2 separate regions of the Homo sapiens genome follow, and region 1 is linked to region 2. The links are chromatin contacts, found by Hi-C or POLR2A ChIA-PET in ENCODE. All regions are on one chromosome and are shown on one strand. Each heading gives the region's core, a stretch centred on a gene start or an enhancer-like site at or near the end of the contact. The rest is flanking DNA. Distances are from core to core; before and after follow the strand shown. Region 1 has its middle 420 kb from the start of LNC-LBCS. Region 2 has its middle 390 kb from the start of LNC-LBCS.

Evidence for each region. A loop is a pair of places that touch in the nucleus more often than their neighbours do. ChIA-PET counts read pairs that join two places held with the same protein, here RNA polymerase II (POLR2A).
Region 1: a map of PC-3 shows a loop between it and region 2 (6-fold over the local background). The contact joins two enhancer-like sites. A Hi-C loop is called at or near these places in 1 of 168 maps with a recorded cell type or tissue (PC-3). POLR2A ChIA-PET finds 5 or more read pairs at or near these places in 1 of 52 experiments (MCF 10A).

The regions. Positions count from the first base shown.
Region 1 is chr6:19,378,923-19,383,715 of GRCh38, forward strand. No RefSeq gene overlaps it. Among named protein-coding and RNA genes, the nearest start is that of LNC-LBCS, 420 kb to the right of the region's middle. Within about 2 kb of position 1,534, at least 2 of the 41 ENCODE cell types and tissues checked have a DNase peak (open chromatin) inside an H3K27ac peak, as active enhancers do; they include PC-3, where a contact is called at or near this core.
Region 2 is chr6:19,413,879-19,418,834 of GRCh38, forward strand. No RefSeq gene overlaps it. Among named protein-coding and RNA genes, the nearest start is that of LNC-LBCS, 390 kb to the right of the region's middle. Within about 2 kb of position 2,018, at least 4 of the 41 ENCODE cell types and tissues checked have a DNase peak (open chromatin) inside an H3K27ac peak, as active enhancers do; they include PC-3, where a contact is called at or near this core.

The DNA of each region.
Region 1 (4,793 bases), core at 284-2,783, 35 kb before region 2:
TCACTCTATCTTTGACCCTGAATTATTTATTATCCTTAGAAGCACAATAGAGATCAATGTGATTGACATTATAAGAACCAAAGATTTTACTTCCATGGAAACTTACTTTTCAAAAAGTCACTGTGGATGGGTTAACCCAGCTGGCAACATAGATATGATTTTCCTTCTCTCTACATTGTCTTTTTTGACTAGGCAGGCAGTTGAATGGCTCTATAAGCCAGAGACCAGTGAGATATAAAACAAGGTGATGACTCACCTTGAACAGGATGGAATTGACATGCTATCACCTTGTAGAGATGTAAGTGCCAGAAACACAGTTGGAATTTTGATGGGTAATAATTATTAAATCTGAATAATTAAGCATATCTATTCTTAGGGATTATTAGACCTAATAATTATTACCCAGAAAAAATATGTGTGGCTTTGAAATCGACATTTTATCACCAATGATGAGCCTGTCAATTCCATCCCATTAGCCAGTTTTTGTTGCCATCTAATGTTAATGTAAGGAAGTCACTGGAAATCACAGTTTATAACAGTACACACTTACATGTACTGTTTAGTGAAGTATAAACTATCAAAAGACTTTACTATTTATGCACAGAACACCTAACATTCTGATTCATTAAAAACAATTATAGTGTGACCAGATAGCATTTCACACTTCTCACTCTAGCAACTTCACTAAAAGAAAGGAAAAAGACAAGTGAAGGATCAACATTTATTGGCTACATACAGATGCTGACTATTTTACATTCCCCATTCCATATAATAATCACAACTACTTTATCATTAGTCTTTGGTTATAAGGAAACTGAAGCTTTGAGAAATAAAGTCCCTTGCCGGGTCCACAGAACTGGTCAAGGATAAAGGTGGGATTTGAACCCAGATCAGCCTATTTCTCATGCTTCACAACATAAGATATATGTTCCATGAAGCATAATTCAAGAAAAGGAAAAAAAAAAGCAAACCATTTGACTAATAATTTCAAGCTGTATATGGAGTGGAATTCAAAAGTCACATGGATTTGTAGAATAAACTGATGTTTATTGTACAAATAAAGGCCACAGATTTGAACCAGGCCTGTCTGATTTTAAAGCTATGTACTCTCCACAACCCTGCTGTATCTCCACCAACACATATTCTTTATCCCCATTGCTGAGAGAAACAAATGTTGCCAAATGCTTTCCAGAAAAGCAACTTGAATTTTCTTTGAGATTACTATGGGTTTGTTAAACTTGATTGACCCTAATATTACAGTTGGAAATAAAAGGTTGTTTTTAAAAGCAAAAATTAGGGGTAAAAGGGTTAAAAACTTTTTTTTAATTGGCACAAGGCAACTTTCAAAGGAAAGTTGAGAACACCAAGCTGGGGCAGAAACAGACAAGTCACTGGGCAGAGGCAGAAGCCCAGGGATTAGCAGTAGCTGGCATGGTGATGCTGGCAGCAGCTGCAGCAACATTCATTTTACTCAATTCATCTTATTTCAGCTATCAAACCAGGTGGTCACAGGAACAATGAGGGTACGAACTTGTTTTCAGGATGTTGCCAAATGTTTTCCTCAAGAAAACATGATTCAGATATGTTATATCATTGGAGTATTTACAAGGTCAAGGAACACCCATAGCGCTTGGTGACACATCAGAAAGGAAGTATTAAATCTGGGTTAAAGAGCTGGACTGACTGTGTGAGCCCCATAAAGTGTGTTCTGTTCTGTTAGGCATCATGAATTTTGTTAGAAATCAGCCCAGGATAAAGAACATGTTAATTTGACCTCCAAAAGCCTTCAGGCACTATATGCATTTGTAAGTAGTAAAAGTAAACCACAGAGATTTTGTTTCGGGACCAGATAGAAACATGAGGCAGAAAAGGAAAAGTTCTGTATTTCAATGTCTTTATTTTCAGTATGGGCCGAGGAGTGCAGATCACTGCTTTTAAAATCACCAGTCATGAAATCAATTCAGTGGCACTGACAAATATTATTTTAAAATGAACTACGATAGAAAATAGCAGAGTATATTGCCTATAGTAAAAGTAAGAATTGTTTCATTAAAATTTCCTTCAGTTATGTACATACAGGCACACATAAGTTTGTGTGCACTGGGACACAATATATAGAATTTCTTAATGTGTGTCACAAATAAATTTGAAAGCCACTGGTCTAGATGACATCTAAAGTGGCTTCTGGCTCTAAAACCACATGATTCTGCTTTCATGCAAGTTGGTGGCATCTGGCGCAACTTATTGCAGCCTCCAAGTTTCCTGTAGGTTGCTTAGAGATGGCTACAAATGGTCTCAGAGGGGCTGACGTGTCAGAGCTGCAATCTGCCAAATCCAGGGCAGCTCCACTTTCATCTCCGGTACATAGTGTGTTAAGCAGCAAGGTGTGCATGCATTAAGGGCAATACAGCCTCTGGAAACAAAAAATAGCTTGAAACCCATGGTCCAAGGATATGCTAAGAAATCTAGAGCCTGTGATCCCCCCACAGACAGGGAAGAGATGCTAAAATGTCCCCATATGGGCCAAACACATTATGTATTTTCTGCTTTTTTTTTTTTTTTTTTTTTTTTTTTTTTTTGGTGTGAGACAGAGTTTCGCTCTTGTTGCCTAGGCTGGAGTGCAATGGTGTGATCTTGGCTCACTGCAACCTCCACCTCCCAGGTTCAAGTGATTCTCCTGCCTCAGCCTCCCAAGTAGCTGGGATTACAGGCATGTCCCACCACGCCTGGCTAATTTTGTATTTTTAGTAGAGACGGGGTTTCTCCATGTTGGTCAGGCTGGTCTCGAGCTCCCAACCTCAGGTGATCTGCCTGCCTAGGCCTCCCAAAGTGCTGGGATTACAGGCATAAGCCACCTATCTATATTAGTTTATTTCATTTTCACAACGCTTTTAGGCTATTAGGTCTCTCTTCCCTCTTTGGCTATTATGTCTCTCTTCCCTCTTTTAATAGTTGAATAAAAAGAAGTTTAGAAAAATAAATAAGTGACATGCTCAAGGCCACAGATTTGAATCTAGCTAGGGCTGAACCAGGCCCTGTCTGATTTTAAAGCCATGTACTCTCCACCACCCTGCTGTATCTCCACCAACATATATTTTTTATGTCCATTGCTGAGAGAAACAAATGATGCCAAATGCTTTCCAGAAAAGCAACTTGACTTTTCTTTGGGATTACTAAGTGTTTGTTAAACTTGATTGAACCTAATATTGCAGTTGGAAATAAACGGTTGTTTTTTAAAAGCAAAAATTAGGAGTGAAGGAAGAAAAGGTAAGTATGTAGAGGGAATTAGAGACCGATAAGGTTCCCAATATCGACAGTTCTTTTTAGAATGACTCTCTGAAAAACAAAGGAGAAAAAGGGAGAATGCTGAATTCAGCTTTCACAAAGTCATGAACAGCTGGAGTGTTTCTGCATGATTTATCCCAATGTAACAAGTTTGGAATTTTTAAGTTTTGGGAAGGAGACATGAAATGAAGTTCATGTTAGTTTTGGGTTATCTTTGTAACAGTTACCCTTTGATGCCTAGGAATCTTCAATTTGGAAATCTAGATAATATGTTCCTTGCACAGCGAAGATTTGAGAATCATCCCCTGGACTTGGAACATTAACCTTCCTACCTCAGGACTACTTTACCCATTGAAACCAGCCTCTTTTGTGTGGAGGCATTTCTTGGCTTTCTTGCTAGAGTTTAGGACTCTCCACCGGCGTTGTGTTAGCATTTCGATGAGGACAACAGTTCACGGGAGACCTTTCTTCAAACACTGAGTTTCTGGTTCATTCAAATTTCTGTTTTGGGCTCCCAGAAAAATACCATCGAGAAAGGACAGATGTGCCAGTGAACTAGGAACATCCTGAGTGGGTCAGGATATGCTCCAGAGGTACAATGACCTTCCCTTATTTGTGGTGACAAGAGCTTCTACTTCGAGATTGGCAGGGGCCCCAGAAACCTGTCAGTTTACATTGCTAGGCAAACGATGAATGGTACTGTTACAGTCAGTGCCACATTTTAAAGACCTTGTTTGGACAGTAAATTGGCTTGAAATAAAACATGAAGAATCTGGCTGTGATTTCAATGCCCAGGTGAGATGGTTTCAAAGCCTGGGGGAAAGGGCAAAGAGGGTGTGAATCTTCAATCAAGAAACTAAATAGCAGCTGTTCCCATAGGCAAGCAGTACAAATGATTCTGCTACTGAGATAGGCTTACAACAGATCCAAACTAATCTTGGTGAAACTGTGCTCTAAATTATTAGTGTTAACAAGCATTTACTAAGACAGTTGCATTATTTTCTCTCCTCAGAATTTCAGAGCCTAGCAAACCCCTCCTGCCCCCCTGCCCCTCTGTTTGTCATTCCATTACAGTATCTGTTTTGTTTTTTGTTTTTTTCATTTCTACAAAGGAAAAAGGGCACTCCCAAGGATGGGCATAAAGATGGAATCATTAGGAAACAATAACAAACTGTTCATTCTCATTCAGGGCGTCAGCTATAGATTCCACCCAATTATTATTCCTCCCAACTATTTAGTACACATCAGGAGGCTACTTTGATCCCCAGGAGTTGCATAGGCAGACCAAATACTTGAATCTACTCTCTTAATATGCAGGAGGTGAGAATGAACTTTAGAAGTCCAGCTCATGGTCTCATCATGACCATAAGTCTATCTTTTCTTTTTGACAGTGACCTTTTAATTCAAAGAGTGCCCATTTTCCTAAAGGTTTCACACTATTGCCGAATTCAGTGTTGAAGAATGCTTCCTCCAGTTTCCAACTTCTACTTGATTTAAATATTGCCCAA
Region 2 (4,956 bases), core at 768-3,267:
AGGAATTTATTTATTATGGCCATTTCTTCATATAACATCACGGTTATGAGTGGTCTTTTTACGATATTTATTATACATTTTTAATTTGGATTCAATGTATCTGCATTGGATTTTTTTTCTTTCTAAACACAAATCTCTATCTATACTTACGTAATAATGACAATGCATTCTTTAATTAATTGTAACATTCTCAGTGTGGCCCTTATTATTGTTTTTCTTAAATACAGCAGCAATTACAACAACTTCACTCTACTAAGTGTTTAATTTTTAATTGAAGATGCACAAAAATTAGCCATGTCTTTCAGCTCGTCCTAAGAGAAGTCACCTGTCAACCTTCAATACAGTCAGAAGGATTCCAGGAGCAAAATGAAGAAAACTGAAAGCAGTGTTTCACTTATAAGACTAAGAGAATTTAAAAGACCCTTTTTAATGAATAAAATAAGCATTTTTATCTATGTTATCTATTTTATCTACTTTATCTAAGCATGTTATCTATAGTCATATAACTAACCACCCTAAAACTTAAATTTATTATCTCTCATATTTCTGTGAATTAGCTGAGCACAGCTTAGTGGTTCTTGCTTGGGGTCTCTAAGGCACCTGCAGTCAAAGTTGGACTGAGTGGCCACAGTGGCTCACTCTCATGGCTGGCAGACGATGCTGGCTCTTAGCTGCGAGCTTAGGTAGCTTGTCCATGTGACTTGGGCTTCTCACATCATGGCAGCTGAGTTTCAAAAGCAAGTGTTCCAAGACACTAAAAGAAGAAATGTACTAGTTTTCCATTACCATGTAACAAATTACCACAAACTTGGTGGCATAAAACAATGCCCATTTATTATCTCACAGTTTCTGTAGGTCAAAAGCCTGGGCATGGTTTAGCTGGATCTTCTGCTCAGGATCTCACAAGGCCTGATCAAGGTGTCAACCATGGTTACGATCTCAACGGAGTCTTAAGATTCTTTTTCAAGCTCACTTGGGTTGTTGGCAGAATTCATTTCTGGCAGTTATAGAACTCAAGGCAACTGCTTTCTTTGAGACAAACAGGGGAATGTCTCTGAGCTCAGGAAAGACATAAGCTTTTCTCTTTGTTTAAAAAAAAAAGAACAGCTGGCCAGCCACGATGGCTCATGCCTGTAATCCCAGCACTTTGGGAGGCCAAGGTGGGCAGATCACGAGGTCAAGAGATCGAGACCATCCTGGCCAGCATGGTGAAACCCCATCGCTACTAAAAATACAAAAATTAGCCAGGCATGTTGGTGGGCACTTGTAGTCCCAGCTACTTGGGAGGCTGAGGCAGGAGAATCACTTGAACCCAGGAGGCGGAGATTGCAGTGAGCTGAGACCACGCCACTGCACTCCAGCCTGGTGACAGAACGAGACTCTGTCTAAAAAGTAAAAATAAATAAATAAATAAATAAAAGGACAGCTTTATTGAAATATAACTTGCTCATTTAAGGTATGAAATTCAATAGTTTTTAGCAGAATTGTGCAACCATCATTGCTTTCTAACTTTAGGATGCTTTTGTCATCCCAGAAAGAAACCCTGTGCCCATTAGAAGTTACTTTTTTTTTTTTTTGAGATGGTGTCTCGCTCTGTCACCCAGTCTGGAGTGCAGTGGCATGGTCCCGACTCACTGTAACCTCTGCCTCCTGCATTCAAGTGATTCTCCAGCCTCAGCCTCCCGAGTACCTGAGACTACAGGCACACACCACTGTGTCCAGCTAGCTAATTTTTGTATTTTTAGTAGAGACCAGGTTTCACCATACTGGCCAGGCTGGTCTTGATATCCTGACCTCAGGTGATCTGCCTGTTTCGGCCTCCCAAAGTGCTGGGATTACAGACATAAGCCACCGCACTTGGCCAAGCAGTTACTTTCAATTCCACCACTGCCCCTAGCCCTAGGCAACCAGTAATCGTTTTTATCTCTATAAATTTTTTCCTGTTTAGTTATATTAGTGGAATCATTCACATTCACAAAAGACTTAGTGACTGATTCATAATCATGAGTCACTAAGTCTTTTGTGACTTAGCAAATGTTTTCAAGATATAATGTTGTATCATGTATTTGTACTTTATACTCTTTTATAGCTGAGTAATATTTTTATGGATATACCACATTTTATTTATCTATCAATGTTGATAGACATTTAGATTATTTTTATTTGGGGATTATTGTGAATAATGCTACTATAAACATTCATGCAGAAGTTTTTGTGTGCACATATGCTTGTATTTCACTTGGTTTTATACCTAGAAGTGAAATTGCTAGATTATATGATAACTCTATGTTGAACAATTTGAGGGACTGCTAAACTACTTTCCAAAGCAGCCACACGATTTTCCATTCTCACCAGCAATGTATGAAGATTTCTATTACTCCTCAACCTTTTCAACACTTGTTATTATCTGTTTTTTTTTATTACTACAACCATCCTATTGGGTGTGTAGTATCTCATTGTGGTTTTGATGTGCATGTCCCTAATGACTAATGATTTGAAGGTATCTTTTTATGTGCTTATTAGCCACTTGTATACCTTCTTTGGGAAAATATCTATTCAAATCCTTTATTCATTTTTAAAATTGAGTTATTGTTATTTCAATTCCTGAGTTTCCACAGGTTTTTTAAAAATATATTATGAATACATTTCTTGCTAGATATATGATTTGCAAATATTTTCCCAATTTAATTGGTTGACTTTTCACTTTCTAGATTATATCCTTAGAATCATTACAATTTTAATTTTGGTGAAGTACAATTTATCTTTTTTGGTCTTTTGCTACTTTGCTTTTGATGTTGTATCTAAGAAATTATTGCCTGCCCCAAGTTCATGATGTTTACTGTATGTTTCCTAAGCGTTTTATAGTTTTAGCCATTGCATTTAGGTCTAAAATCCACTTTGTGTTTATCTCTGTGTATGGTGTGAGGAAGGGGTCCAACTTCATTCTTTGGATATCCAGTTGTTCCAGCACTATTTGTTGCAAAGACCTAGCCCTCTTTAAAAGGACCACCTGACTAGTTCTAACCTAATCAAGATAAAGTCCCTTTCATTAATTCAAAGCCAACTTACTAGAGATCTTAATTACATCCAGAAATGCCTTGGCCATTGCCATATAAGGTAGCATAATTCCTGAAGTGACATATGTCATAGTCATAGGTCTCATCCCAAATCAAGAGAAGTCTACAGAATGAGGCATGCACTCTATGAGGTAAAATTTTGGAGGACAACTTAGAATTCCCACTACCATGGATAACTACCAGTGTCTTCAGGCCTGGACTTGAAAACTGACAGAACATCATTGCCATCATATTCTATCCACTAAGCAGTTATAGGGCCTACCAAAATGCAAAGGAGGAGTAATAGGGTTCACCTTTTCATGAAAGGAGTTCCTAAGAACACCTGCCTGTCTTTAATCTGCCACAACCTGTTATCATAAAAAGAAGTTTTAGAGATGGTTGTTTGTTTGTTTATTTGTTTATTTATTTATTGGATACAGAGTCTCACTCTGTCACCCAGGCTGGAGTGCAGTGGCACGATCTCAGCTCACTGCAATCTCCACCTCCTGGGTTCAAGTGATTTTCCTGCCCCAGCCTCCTGAGTAGCTGGGACTACATGTGTGCATCACCACGCCTGGCTAATTTTTTTGTATTTTAGTAAAGATGGGGTTTTGCTCTGTTGGCCAGGCTGGTTTCAAACTCCTGACCTCAAGTGATCTGCCCATCTTGGCCTCTCAAAGTGCTAGGATTACAGGAATGAGCCACTGTGCCCTACCTAGACATGGTTGTTTATTAAAATATTTAAATTCTAGTTTTCTTTCTTCTATTTTAAGATTCTTAAATACTCTGAAAATCAAGAAGACAATTTGTTGTAAAGAAAAGTCTGAAACAATATAATAACTACCTATGTTTATATACTGAAAAGAAATTAGAAACCCAATTCTTACAGGAATCTGGCCTCTTCCTCTGTTGATTTGTGCTTAGCATATGCCCAGGTGAATCACCTTAGCTGTTTCATACAGTGCATTTCTTCTTTGTGAGCAACAGGTGACCTATGAATGACCTTAGAAAGATGATTCAACTCATATACAGAAGCAGTTTTCTCAGAAGTAAGAGGTCCAAAATGACTTGATTAGAACTGAAAGAGAAGGCCTCATATTAATGTTAGTGCTACCAACAACTCTACCCCAACAAATTACTGTTTACTCCCCCCTCCAGCTTAATTCTAACAAGGTAGAATAAAGACACCAAATGGCACTGACTAATCTATGCCAATTTTTGTTAAAGTGTACAGGAAATGAAGACCTATACCAATATGCAAATTTCACAGGTATAAGCAACCTATAGTGGTTAAGACATTACACAAAGCTTGTCCTCATGCAAGAGGATGGGCAAAGTTTTTTTTTATTTTATTTTAAATAAAGTACTTCATCCCTGCACAAGTGAATAGGCCTATCTTACATACATAAGAAACATACTCCAGAAATATATGAAAACCAACTGTCTCTCTGTCTCTGTCTCTCTCTGTCTCCCTCCCCCTCTCTCTCACCAGCCTCTCTATCTCTCTGTCTCTTTTTCTGTCTTTCTCCCAGAAGATAACTGAAATGGAAATCTGAGGGAGGTTGATAGAATACTATATGAAGGAACAATCAGGATATTAAAATAGGTGTAGACTTTCTTGGAAAAAAATGTACAATTACTGTATTAGCCTAAGCTGAAATAATTATGTGTCTTTTTTTCATGATCACAAGGCAGAAAAAAAAAACACAAAACAAAACAAAAAATTAGAACTCAAAATAAAATATCTAGCTTGGTACCAGAGCAGTTTCTAAAACTTATCCTGATTAGTAGGCTAAACAAAAAATCCTCATGTCTGAGCTTGTATCTTCATTTTCTAAATGGTGATAATTGTATCTAACCTACCTATCTCAAAGAGGTATATTATAAGAATCCAGTAAAA